Regions from separate parts of the Homo sapiens genome. Here region 2 is linked to region 1. A link is an interaction called in ENCODE POLR2A ChIA-PET data of the cell type or tissue named here. Cell type or tissue: PC-9. All regions are shown on one strand. Links, peaks and the distances in the headings refer to the core of each region. The heading gives the core; the rest is flanking DNA.

Region 1 (5,390 bases), core at 332-5,331:
TCCAGTTCTCAAGCAACCCTTTGAGAGAGTCCAAGGAGCCCTTACCTGGATGAGCTCTAAGCTCTCCCTTTAGCATATGGACCATTTACTTCTTTTTCTACACATGCAAAATTTATGTATTCATAAATATTAGTTTATTCCTTTGTAAAATGCATGTCTAAAGATCACCAAAGTCTACTGCAGAAAGCTTAACAGACAGCCCTCCATGGAGCCTTTGTTTAAAAATCTCTCCTTGAAGTGAACTGATTACCTAACAGCGCAGACCATTCTGTTGCCAAGAAGTCAATGCTGCTAGCAAGTCACCTCTTGTGAGTGTAACATCTGTCTGTGTGATAATCACACAGTCCTGGCTTAACTTCCCAGGCCCCGCTGAGTAGTTTGTTTTGTATCATAGAGGACTTCAGAATAGGAAAGAAATTCAATAGCAACAAATAAACACATTAAAGCATGTTTTCTGTGAAAATGTCCACTAAATGCATCTATTCTTCAGAATAAAAATATTTACTGTTTCTCCTAGGTGATTTCCATGGGACCCAGAATTATTCAGTTCAGATAACTACTTCTTAGGCTACCACAGTCAAAAACTCAAGTGTCGACAGGCAAAGACTAGTAGGAAAGGCCTGAGTAAAAGCTGTAATATAGGACAAATGTATAGGGAGAAAGACCTGCTATCTGACTTACCAGTAACTCGGGGTCTGCAACGTACCTGGAGAAAAAGTGAAAACTTTAGTCAAATGCCTAGAGGAAGTTGGCATCGGCATGTGGATGGGGAGGTAAGTTTTGCATCCTGCAGATTCACACACTTTGTCGGGATCAGGCTTGTTTTCCAAAGACAGCTGTGTCCAACGGTTGGGAGGCCACAGCCTGGAGTCAGGCCAGTCCATGGCAAATTTCCTGAGAGTAGGTAAAATTGGCTAAATCATAGAGAAAGTGTTGTCTCATCAGCCTCTAGAAGGTTCCTCATTCTCATTTTGCAGGTAATGAGACTAAGTGATGCTATTACAGTCTCTTCACCTTAGTTTTCTTATCTATAATTCTTTTAATAACTAAAAATAATAAAATAAATAATTTTAAAATAATTAGTTTTCTTCTTACCTGTAGCCTAGCCCCTTGCTTTCATCAGTGGTGATGTGGATGTCATCCTGCCTCCTAGTGCAGTGGTTCTGATTTGAATCCACACTTCATACACTCTGCACAGGGATGTCATGCCTCAGGCTTCCACTTCCTCCCTGGACTGAGCCAGTCATTATGGTACAGCCTGTGGTCACAGATCATTCCACGCCAGACTGAGCCCTGAGAGAGAGATTGGACTGGCCGCATCTCCAACTCTAATCTGAAAAGGGTGTTTGTCAAAAGAAAATAGGAAAAGATGAGCAAAAGTCAGCAGCTAGACATAAAGTCAGTTAATGAAAGACAATAAAAAGGGATATTTGGTAAAATTAATAGATTAGAAGAAAACAAATTCCCTCAAAAATCTTCCACCTTAAGATGGGAGGGAGTCTGCCATGGCCCACCTGCATGCCTGCACGTCTTGCTGAATGAGCCCAAATCACAAGCGCTTGTCTGTTTCCCTTACCTGGACCACTTCACAGAGTTGTTTCTGTAGCTGGCAGTTTTGAGCACTGAGCGATCACCAAGCTGTACTGCATCCCTTGGCCAGGTGCTGCACCTAGTTTCCTCAGAACCAAGAAGACATGTTCACCACTTACTGTCAAAGCAGCAGCTTCCCTAAGCTCAGGGTTCCCAGCTGCAGGGGAACCCCCTGCGGGAGGGACATCCACCTGAGACCCACATTTCCCACAGGGTATGTGGGAACGGGGGCCCATGTGAACACGCTGTGAGGAAGAAAGTTCTGTGTCTCTGACCCAGAAAGCTTACAGTTTGTGTCAGCATCAGTGAACTGTAGCTGATAACTTGTGAGCTTGTGGAGTTACTCTGAGGAAAGCTCTGCTTCTCTCTCTCCTCCACGCCACAAATGTTAATAGGAAAAAAGTCCCATAATTTTGGTGATGAGAATAGGATGCTGACAGAGACATAGCTTTCTGGAAGGTGAAGAACAAAAGATCTGCAGGACAGTTAATGGGATTTGAGAGAAGTCCAGGGAAATGATAGGAGACATCTTGGCCAAATCATATGATTCATTGGGCATTAAAGGGTTTAGCTATCCTCCATATCATTAAGGAGGGTAAAAATTCCACAACCCAACTCTCTCATTTTACCAATGAATTAACTGAAAGTATAAAAAAAGCTTTACCTATTTCACTTCTATTTAAGAGTGTAGCATTTTCATTGCAAAATCTACTTACATTTGAAATGTGATACATATATGTAATAAAACATTTCTTTTAAGTAATTATTGGATTAAAGAACAACAACATTTATTGCTTCTATTTATACTATGTTCTCCTCTATTATTTTTTCCTTTTTAGATATCAATTATATCATATTTATGTTTTGGAAAATACAGGAAAGCAAAAACAGAAAAATAAAATTACCCCAAATACCATCAATCCTTAAAATTATACAGATTAGCTGTTGAAAGCTCTTTCTCTATACTTCTGTATTCTACTCCCAAGTGTAAGTTTCTATTAATAGTTGGATACATATACTTCTAGATACTCTCTCTTCCTCTGTCCTTTTCTCTTTTTCCTTGTCTTTGTCTCTGTCTTTCTCCTTCTTCATTTATGTTTACTTGAAAATAGTAAGATATTTTATTATTTAAGTTACCTTTTAAAATTAGTGACAGATTATGTGCAACCTTCTCTAAGTATCTGTAGATTGAATCTTTCATTTAGTGGCTGCATGTTATTTCATTTAACTAATGACATGTATCTGAGTTTATCACACTGCTAGTGTCAGTTGAAAAATCTATTGCAATAGGTAAAGAATGGAACTAATTTCTGTTAATAGTAAAAATGTATATTTTTTAATGTATTTAATGAATCATTTACATGTTTTTCCTATGAAATGCTAATTTACTTTATTTCTATTTTCAATTGAGTTTTGTACCAGTCAAGACAGGTTAGAATATGCTGCTGCTGCAGTAACCAACGATTACAAATTCACTGTGGGTTAATGTAATATTTTGTTTTTTTATTAATATCTATTCATATTTCATTGTCCAAAGTAACTTGCACATCCATACCTATATATAAAAAGTGAAAAACAAAGGAAGTCCTACTTAAAACCCGGAAAATTGAAAATAGAAAAGGTGAAATGACAAATGATTATCACAGGATTTTTGCCTTTTTAGTCTGATTTTAGATACATGAATTTTTAATATGCATTGTACATGTGTGCCTGTGTGTGCACATTGTGTGTATATCTATGTATACTCAATTGCAAAAATTGTCTGTCCCTTATCTTTTAACTTGCTTTATATTGGTACTGTTTATCTTTTTACAACTTAAAAGTTTTTACCTCCTAATTCCTGTTTAGGAAGGCTGCTGCATTCATAAGCTTTCAAATGGTTCTCTTACATGTTCTTTAATTTTTAGTTGAGCTTATGTACTTTGTCTAATGAAATACGTTGTTGCAATCCTATGTCATGAAGAAAAAGTAACTTTTATTCATATGTATAGTAAAAACGTTGCAACTTATTTATTCAATAGTTCATTCCATTTTACCTGATTTGGAATACCACCTTTATTCTATACTTATTCCTATATTGCTGCACCTGTTTCTGGATTCCCTGTATTGTTGCTTCTGTGTCAAAATATAGTGATATAACTTTCTGCATCAAAAACATAATGACTTTACAGTAAGTGCTAATATCTGGTCTGGCAAGTATCCTTTCATAATTATTTATTTTCACTCAGTTAGTTTTGCACATTAATTATTCAGTTGAACTTCAAATTAAGTCACTTAATTTAAAAGATGAATGCTTTTGGAACTTGGAATAAATCAAACTTATTTATAAGTTGGAAAATTACCAATTTGTGAGACATATCATCCTATTCAAGGAGGCATTTTTATTTACTTGGGTTTGCCACACCCTTTAACAATATAGATATAGATACAGATGTATAGATTCCACATAATAGATTTACCTGAGAAATGTTATTCCTAAGGTGATCAGCCTTTGGCAGTTCAAGCCATTGTTTTCAGTCCTTTGTGCAGGAACAGAGAGGCAGAAGGGCTAAACAGAGAGAAACCTCATGCTTGAGAAGCCGTGCTCTGAAAGAATGCTAAATAATGTCAGCATGGGATCCTGAGATTGTGATTCCTGCCATCAATAGAAAGGATCTGTGAGGCTGATGTCAGGCTCAGCGGAGGGATCTGTGGGCCTCAGAAACAGGGAGCATGGCTCAGGGTGAACGTGGGTAGATTTATGGGCAGTTAGAATGGGTCTAAGATTTATGAGTCTTTAGAATGGAAATGATGCACATGGTCTTTGAGATGGGGGCATAAATAGGAAATAAAAGCCTCACAACCCGTAGGTGCCAGACCAGCAAAAGAGAGACAGTTTATAGGTGAGGAAGAGAATATCACTGACACAATATCACTGACACTGCAGACTATTTCATATAAGACATCATAACTGGGTTTCAGGGACATCGGCTTGGCTGATAAGGAGGACAGGAAGAAGCCAGGAGGAGAGTTTGTCATTGAAAAGTTACTGCTGCCCTTTGGTTGGGGGAGCTTCTGAGGTGCTAGAAGACAGGAAGGGCTGAGAGGTGCTGCAGAGGTCAAGGGCCACACATTGGAGGAGCTTGGGACCCCCCACGAGGGGGCACATGGACACTAGCAGTAGGGCAGCCTGGACAGCAGCAGCAGCAGCCAAGTCAAGGGAAGGCCTGAGCCCTGAAAGGACCTTGGGGAGGTAGAGACAGAACAGGTGGAGGGAGGTGCAGGAGTGCAAAAGGGCATCCTCAGGCAGGAGGCAGAGGGCACAGGAAGTGCCCTTCCTGGTCCAGGGCATGCTGGTGGATGTGAAGTTCACAAAACAGTTTGCCATCATCTTACAAAGGGACAGTCACAACTCTGCACGGTTTTCTTGTGAGCAACTTAAACCTGCACTTCAACATTTGAAATTAAGTTTCAAAGCAAGTGAGTCGTCAGAATTGGGACCAGAAACCAACTTGCTTGTCCATGACTTGCATGTTGATGCTTTTAGAAAAACACATTAGCACGAGGTAGATAGCACTTTTCATCCTTCAAATCTATATACATAAGTAAAATGTTAGTCCATACAATTGTTTGATTGCTGGGTTTTTTAAATTTCCTTCTTTTTCTTTGGAGACAGTGTCTCACTCTGTCACCCAGGCTGCAGTGTAGTGATGCGATCATGGCTTACTGCAGCCTCCAACTCCTGGGCTTAGATAATACTTCCATCTCAGCCTCCTGATTATCTGGGACTACAGGTGGCTGTCAACATGCCCGGCTAATTT
Region 2 (5,390 bases), core at 237-5,236, 130 kb after region 1:
TCATATTAGAACAATTTCTCAAGTTCTCAACATTTTTTAATTAAGAAAAAATTTAAATTTGTTCCCATTGTGTTCATGTGACTGTATTTCTTAGCTGTAGAAGTCCTCTGATGAAATAAAAAACGTCTCTTTCAAACAAGGATAGAGGGAAGACATTTTGATTCCTGAAGAAAGTCTGTGATCTAACCACAAATCCGAATAGCATTAACATTCTTGACTTTCCTCACCACTTATTTAATTTCTAAAATAATCTTTGCTTGTTCCTTTAGAACGAGTACTAGTTATAAAAAAACCAGAGAACACATTGGTTCAACAACCAATTTCAAAGAAGAACAAACATAATTCTCAAAATAAAAATGGACACTAGTAAACCTCACTTCAGATATTCTGAAAAAAATAGTTTAAAATTAAGTTATGAATTTTAGAAAAGAAAGACATAAGTTCAATATTCTAGTAAAATGAAAGTAAATACCTTATGTTACTTCTTGAAATATATATAATTCAAATTTCAAATTGTGATGTGACGTGTGACCAAGTAAAGGGGTTTTTTCATCATTGTTTTGTTTGCTTTTTGTTTTCTTCCCCTAGTAGTACATGTCCCCACAATGTCAATGTAGGAAGTGGGAATATTTCCAAGGTTATCCCACAAGCACTTATTTGGCCCTTAAGCTAACTTAATCATCCAGAGTCACTATGAACCTGAGCATGGCTTGACTTGGAAACTCTGTGCCTTACTTAATGGACAGATCAGTAGGTGGTAAAGAGGAAAACACTGATCTCAAGGAGAGTCCCATGCCAGCATCAGGGAGGCTCTGAGTCAGGGAAACTGAGGGCCTCAGGAATGAAAGACAAGGGCTGCCTCTGTCAACAGCTCCACTGATTATAGTGGAAATAACCTAGTTTCCCCATCACTCCTGCTGAATTGCTCTATAATTATTTCCAGTTTTACATATTGAGAAATGCAAAACAACAAAAGCCTTTATTCAATCAATAGCTTCATCGTGTGTGGTTAATTCTGATTTTGCATCCGTTAGATTTCATGTTGTGCATTAGATTCCAATTAAAATCTCTCTTTGATGTAACTGTATGCATATCAATGAACATAGGTAAGCATAAGGTGCAAAAAGCTTAAAAATTAGAAATGACAGCTTCCATAGTCTCAGTAATTTTAGTAAGAAAAAAATCATCAATTATATATTTAGCTAGAGAAGTCATTTGTCAACTTTTTGAACTCCATTCAAATGAGCTGGCCATTTATTCATTTACTCAATCATTCATTTATCAGTTCTTTAATTCACTGAGCTTCTAGTGTGTGTCTGGTAGACATGGGCACTGAAGATGAATTTTCATCTGTGATTTTATCGTAAGGTATGCAAGTGAACACATACAATGCAGTAAGTACTCCATCATAAAGAGCACCCAGCAAAGAGGATGCACAGCTTCCTCAGACAAAGAAAAGATGTGGCTAGAGATCATTCCTAAGGGAGAGTTAATGACTGGAGATGTGGAAGAATATTTCAGCCAAAGAATAGCCATGATGTGGCAAAAGTCAAGCCTAGAGCCTGTGGTAAAAATCCAGGAAAGGAAGCTGAATGGTTAGGCAAAAGCCAGACAATAAGGACTTTGTGGGAAAAGGATAAGGAGTCTGAATTTAAGTCAGAAATAGAAATATCACTGGCTGTGATTAATTTATGTGCTAGACATCATGTTGTAATTTTATCTTCTCTGATGGTCACAGCAACTCTCTGACGATCTCTAAAAAACATTTTTTTTTTAGAGAAGTAAACCAAGTGACGGCTGGGTACAGTGGCTCATGCCTGTAATCCCAGCACTTTGGGAGGCCAAGATGGGCAGATCATGAGGTCAGCAGTTCGAGACCAGCCTGGCCAACATGGTGAAACCCCATCTCTACTGAAAGTACAAAAATTAGCCAGATGTGGTGGCGGGGGCCTGTAATTCCAGCTACGTGGGAAGCTGAGACAGGAGAATCGCTTGAACCCGGGAGGCGGAGATTGCAGTGAGCCGAGACAGTTCCATTGCACTCCAGCCTGTGCAACAGAGAGAGACTTCATCTCAAAAAAAAGGAAGTGAACCAAGTGACTTACTCCAATTCACTCCATTTTTTCTGAAGCCAATAAAGGATTCACATCTAAATCTTACATAAGTTCTTGCTGTAATAACTGTTTGAGTCCATTTAGGCAACAAAACAAAACACCATAGACTGGGTGACTTATGAAGGAGGGACATTGATCTCTCACAGTTCTGGAAGCTGACACTCTGATATCAAGGTATCAGCAGATTGCTGTCCGATGAGTGGTTACTTCCTGATTCATAAATGGGGACTTCTGGTTGTGCCTTTGTAGGGTAGAAGAAGTAGGGGAACTCTCTAGGGCCTCTTTTTTTTTTTTTTGAGGGAGTCTCACTCAGTTGCCCAGGCTGGAGTGCAATGGCGCAATCTCGGCTCACTGCATCTAGGGTCTCTTTTATAAAAACACTAATACAATTTGTGAGGCTCCACTCTCATGTCCTAATCACCTCCCACAAACCTACTTCCTAATATATCCCCCTTGGGGTTTAGGATTTTAACATATAAATTATTGGAGGATAAAAACATTCAGTCCATAGAAGTCACCAAACTGGTTCTACTCACAGTGTAACTGCAAGGCCAGTGCCAGACTGTCATGAAATAACTACTAGCCTTGAGAATCTAGGAGAATTTATGTTGGAAACTTAGCAATCTGACCTTGCTGTGATGTTCAGGTGCACAATCAATGAACATGACTCATCAGATTACAGACAGATTTTAGTGCTGTGGAACTCAAATGGGCAGTCTCCAATGGCATGAGCTGTGTCAGGCAGACAAGAACGTCATACCAGTCTGATAATTAATTAAAAAACAAAAACAAAATCAACTGGTTCTTCACTAAAGTGAATTTGAGAAACACTTTCTTAGCACTGGAAGTAATTGCTAGAGATGGAGTGAGATTATCATCAGTGTTCTAGAAAAAGATCCCTGGAACCGCTAGGCACTGGTTTGAAGAGAGATGCAAAGGATAGGTCGGGCTCTCAGGTGGAACTATTATAGACAGCACAAGTCTCCCAGAAGGTGAGAGGTGATGGAGCCAGGAACACCACAGTACACATAAGGTGAAACAAAAACATTAATTACCAAGAAGGAAACAAGGAGAAGAATCGGTGCTTTTCTGACAAATTGCATATGTAAGGTAAAAGAGCAATGAGGATCATAACATTTCTGATTTGGAAAACTAGAATGCCAATGATGTCTAGAAAATGGAAGAAGAAATATAAGATGAAAATGAGCACTTTGGGGAACAAGGCTGTGAGGATCGTAATGGGAATGGTGGTTTATTTTGTTCATATCCCAATGGGAGCCAGACAACTAATGAGCTATGGCTATGAAATCAAACCGGATGGGTTAGAATCTGGCTTCTGCCATTCACCCACTAGATGGCCTTAGGCAAATTATTTCTCTTCAGTCTTTGTTTCTTCATTTGTAAAATAGAGATAGAGTGAAGAAAAAATTATTTTACGACGTATTTTTTTCTTACTTGCTAATTTAATAATATTCCCTGAATTTCCATTTTTGTTTGTTTTGTTGCAGTGTATTCTGGTTTATTTGTGTTTGTAGTTTGTTACGTTTATCTATTCTGATCAAATGGTCATCTCTCTGAATTCTTAATAATTAGTTCAGATTTCCATACTTTCACTCAATCAAAGAGGATACCCCTAAATAGAACTTAATACCTAAATATCTGAGACATGCTGGAAGAAAGCTGGAAAAGCAATGTTCTTAAAAAAGTGGGAGATGTTGGATTTCATTTGAAAGGGTATGAACTAACACTTTTTCTTGAGACTATGCTTAAACTGTATTTAAAAACAAATTGGTTTGAAAATACTTAAGAGGAAAATGACTTTTTACCCTCTTATAACAGAAATAGCATGGTTTATGGAGAAATAATGGTTTAGTATCATCTAGGGATTTTGTATAAACAGACCTGGTAAGATGTACGTGGCAAGACACTTCCAGTTTGTCCATTATAGAAGCTTAGGCAAAGTGAAATACTTTCACCACAAACATCTAGAAATCAAGAATAAGATATACTACCACAATTTTACATGAATATCTGATCTTGCAAGGAAGGAAAAGAAATCTCTAGATGCAAAAAAAAAAAAAAAAGGAATTAAAGACAAGACAGTAAACTAATGCTGAGGTTCTTTTGAGAAGAAACAGAGACAGGGAGTATGAATCATGAGCCAGGCTTGGGATTACTGGAGAGAGGATGTTCACACTGGGCCAATGTAATGTGAAGGGTTTGGAAGGATGCCTTTTCTAAAGGCAGAAACTGCCAGGGGCTATATTCCATGACTTTGAAAAATTTGGGTCATTGGTACAGGCAGATAGCAAAAAAGTAAAGTAATATGTCTGTTTTACCTGAACATTTGTAATGGGTGATTGGCAGCTATCAAAACATTCAATTGTGTGATCCTGTACATAATGTTTGGAATTAAAAACAATAGTATAAGAGATTATTAAAGGAAATTAAGGAAAATTAAAGAAGATATAAATAAAGTAGAAAAGCATTCCATGTTCATGTATCAGCATATTTAATATTGTTTAGATGGCAATTCTTTCTAAACGAATCTACAGATTGAACACAACCTCTACCGAATTCCTGATGACTTGTTGTGGGGTTTTTTTTGCAATGATTTCCAAACTGTTTCTAAAATTCACATGGAAAAACACAGGACGCAGAGTAGCCAAAACAATCTTTAAAAAGAAGAACAAATTTGGAGGACTCACAATTCCTAGTCCTAAAACTTGTTACAAAGCTATAGTAGTTAGGAAAGTGGTACTAGAGGGGGCAGACTTTTGTTTGTTTTGTTTCATTTAATATGCAACACAAAGTTATAAAAAAGAGAGTGGCACTAGAATAAGAATAATTGCATCATCAGTGGGATAGAATTAAGGGTTCAGGAAAAAAAATCTCTTGCATTTATGATGAACTGACTTTCAACAAAGGTGACAAGGAAAATAAAAGGGGAAAGAATAATCTTTTCAGCAAATAGTGTTGGGGCAACTGAATATGCACGTGCAAAAGAATAAAATAGGACACCTTCGCTACATCATTGTAAAAATTACTCAAACATATCAAAGACAAAAATGTAAGATCTAAAACTATAGAATGTTTAGAGGAAATAATAGGAGTAAATCTTCATAACCTTGGTTTAGACATTGATTTTTAAATATATGATAGCAAAAGCACAAGGAATAAAACATAGATAAATTGGACTTCCAATTGAAAACTATTTTGCTGCAAAAGATGCCACCAAGAAAGTGAAAGAACAACCCACAAAATGGAAAAAACTAT

The links. Peaks named below come from ENCODE experiments on the same cell type or tissue, not always from the same donor. Only the 100,000 strongest peaks of a DNase experiment are listed, where the experiment ranks them.
Region 2: POLR2A ChIA-PET joins it to region 1 with 6 read pairs; 2 of 35 experiments call an interaction of 5 or more read pairs at or near these places.

Annotation. Positions count from the first base shown.
Region 1 is chr7:46,356,261-46,361,650 of GRCh38, forward strand. No RefSeq gene overlaps it. Among named protein-coding and RNA genes, the nearest start is that of IGFBP3, 440 kb to the left of the region's middle. In PC-9, for the core only: no CTCF peak of the experiment used is centred there; no DNase peak of the experiment used is centred there.
Region 2 is chr7:46,489,943-46,495,332 of GRCh38, forward strand. No RefSeq gene overlaps it. Among named protein-coding and RNA genes, the nearest start is that of IGFBP3, 570 kb to the left of the region's middle. In PC-9, for the core only: no CTCF peak of the experiment used is centred there; a DNase peak (open chromatin) is centred at 2,709; H3K27ac peaks cover 1,005 bases.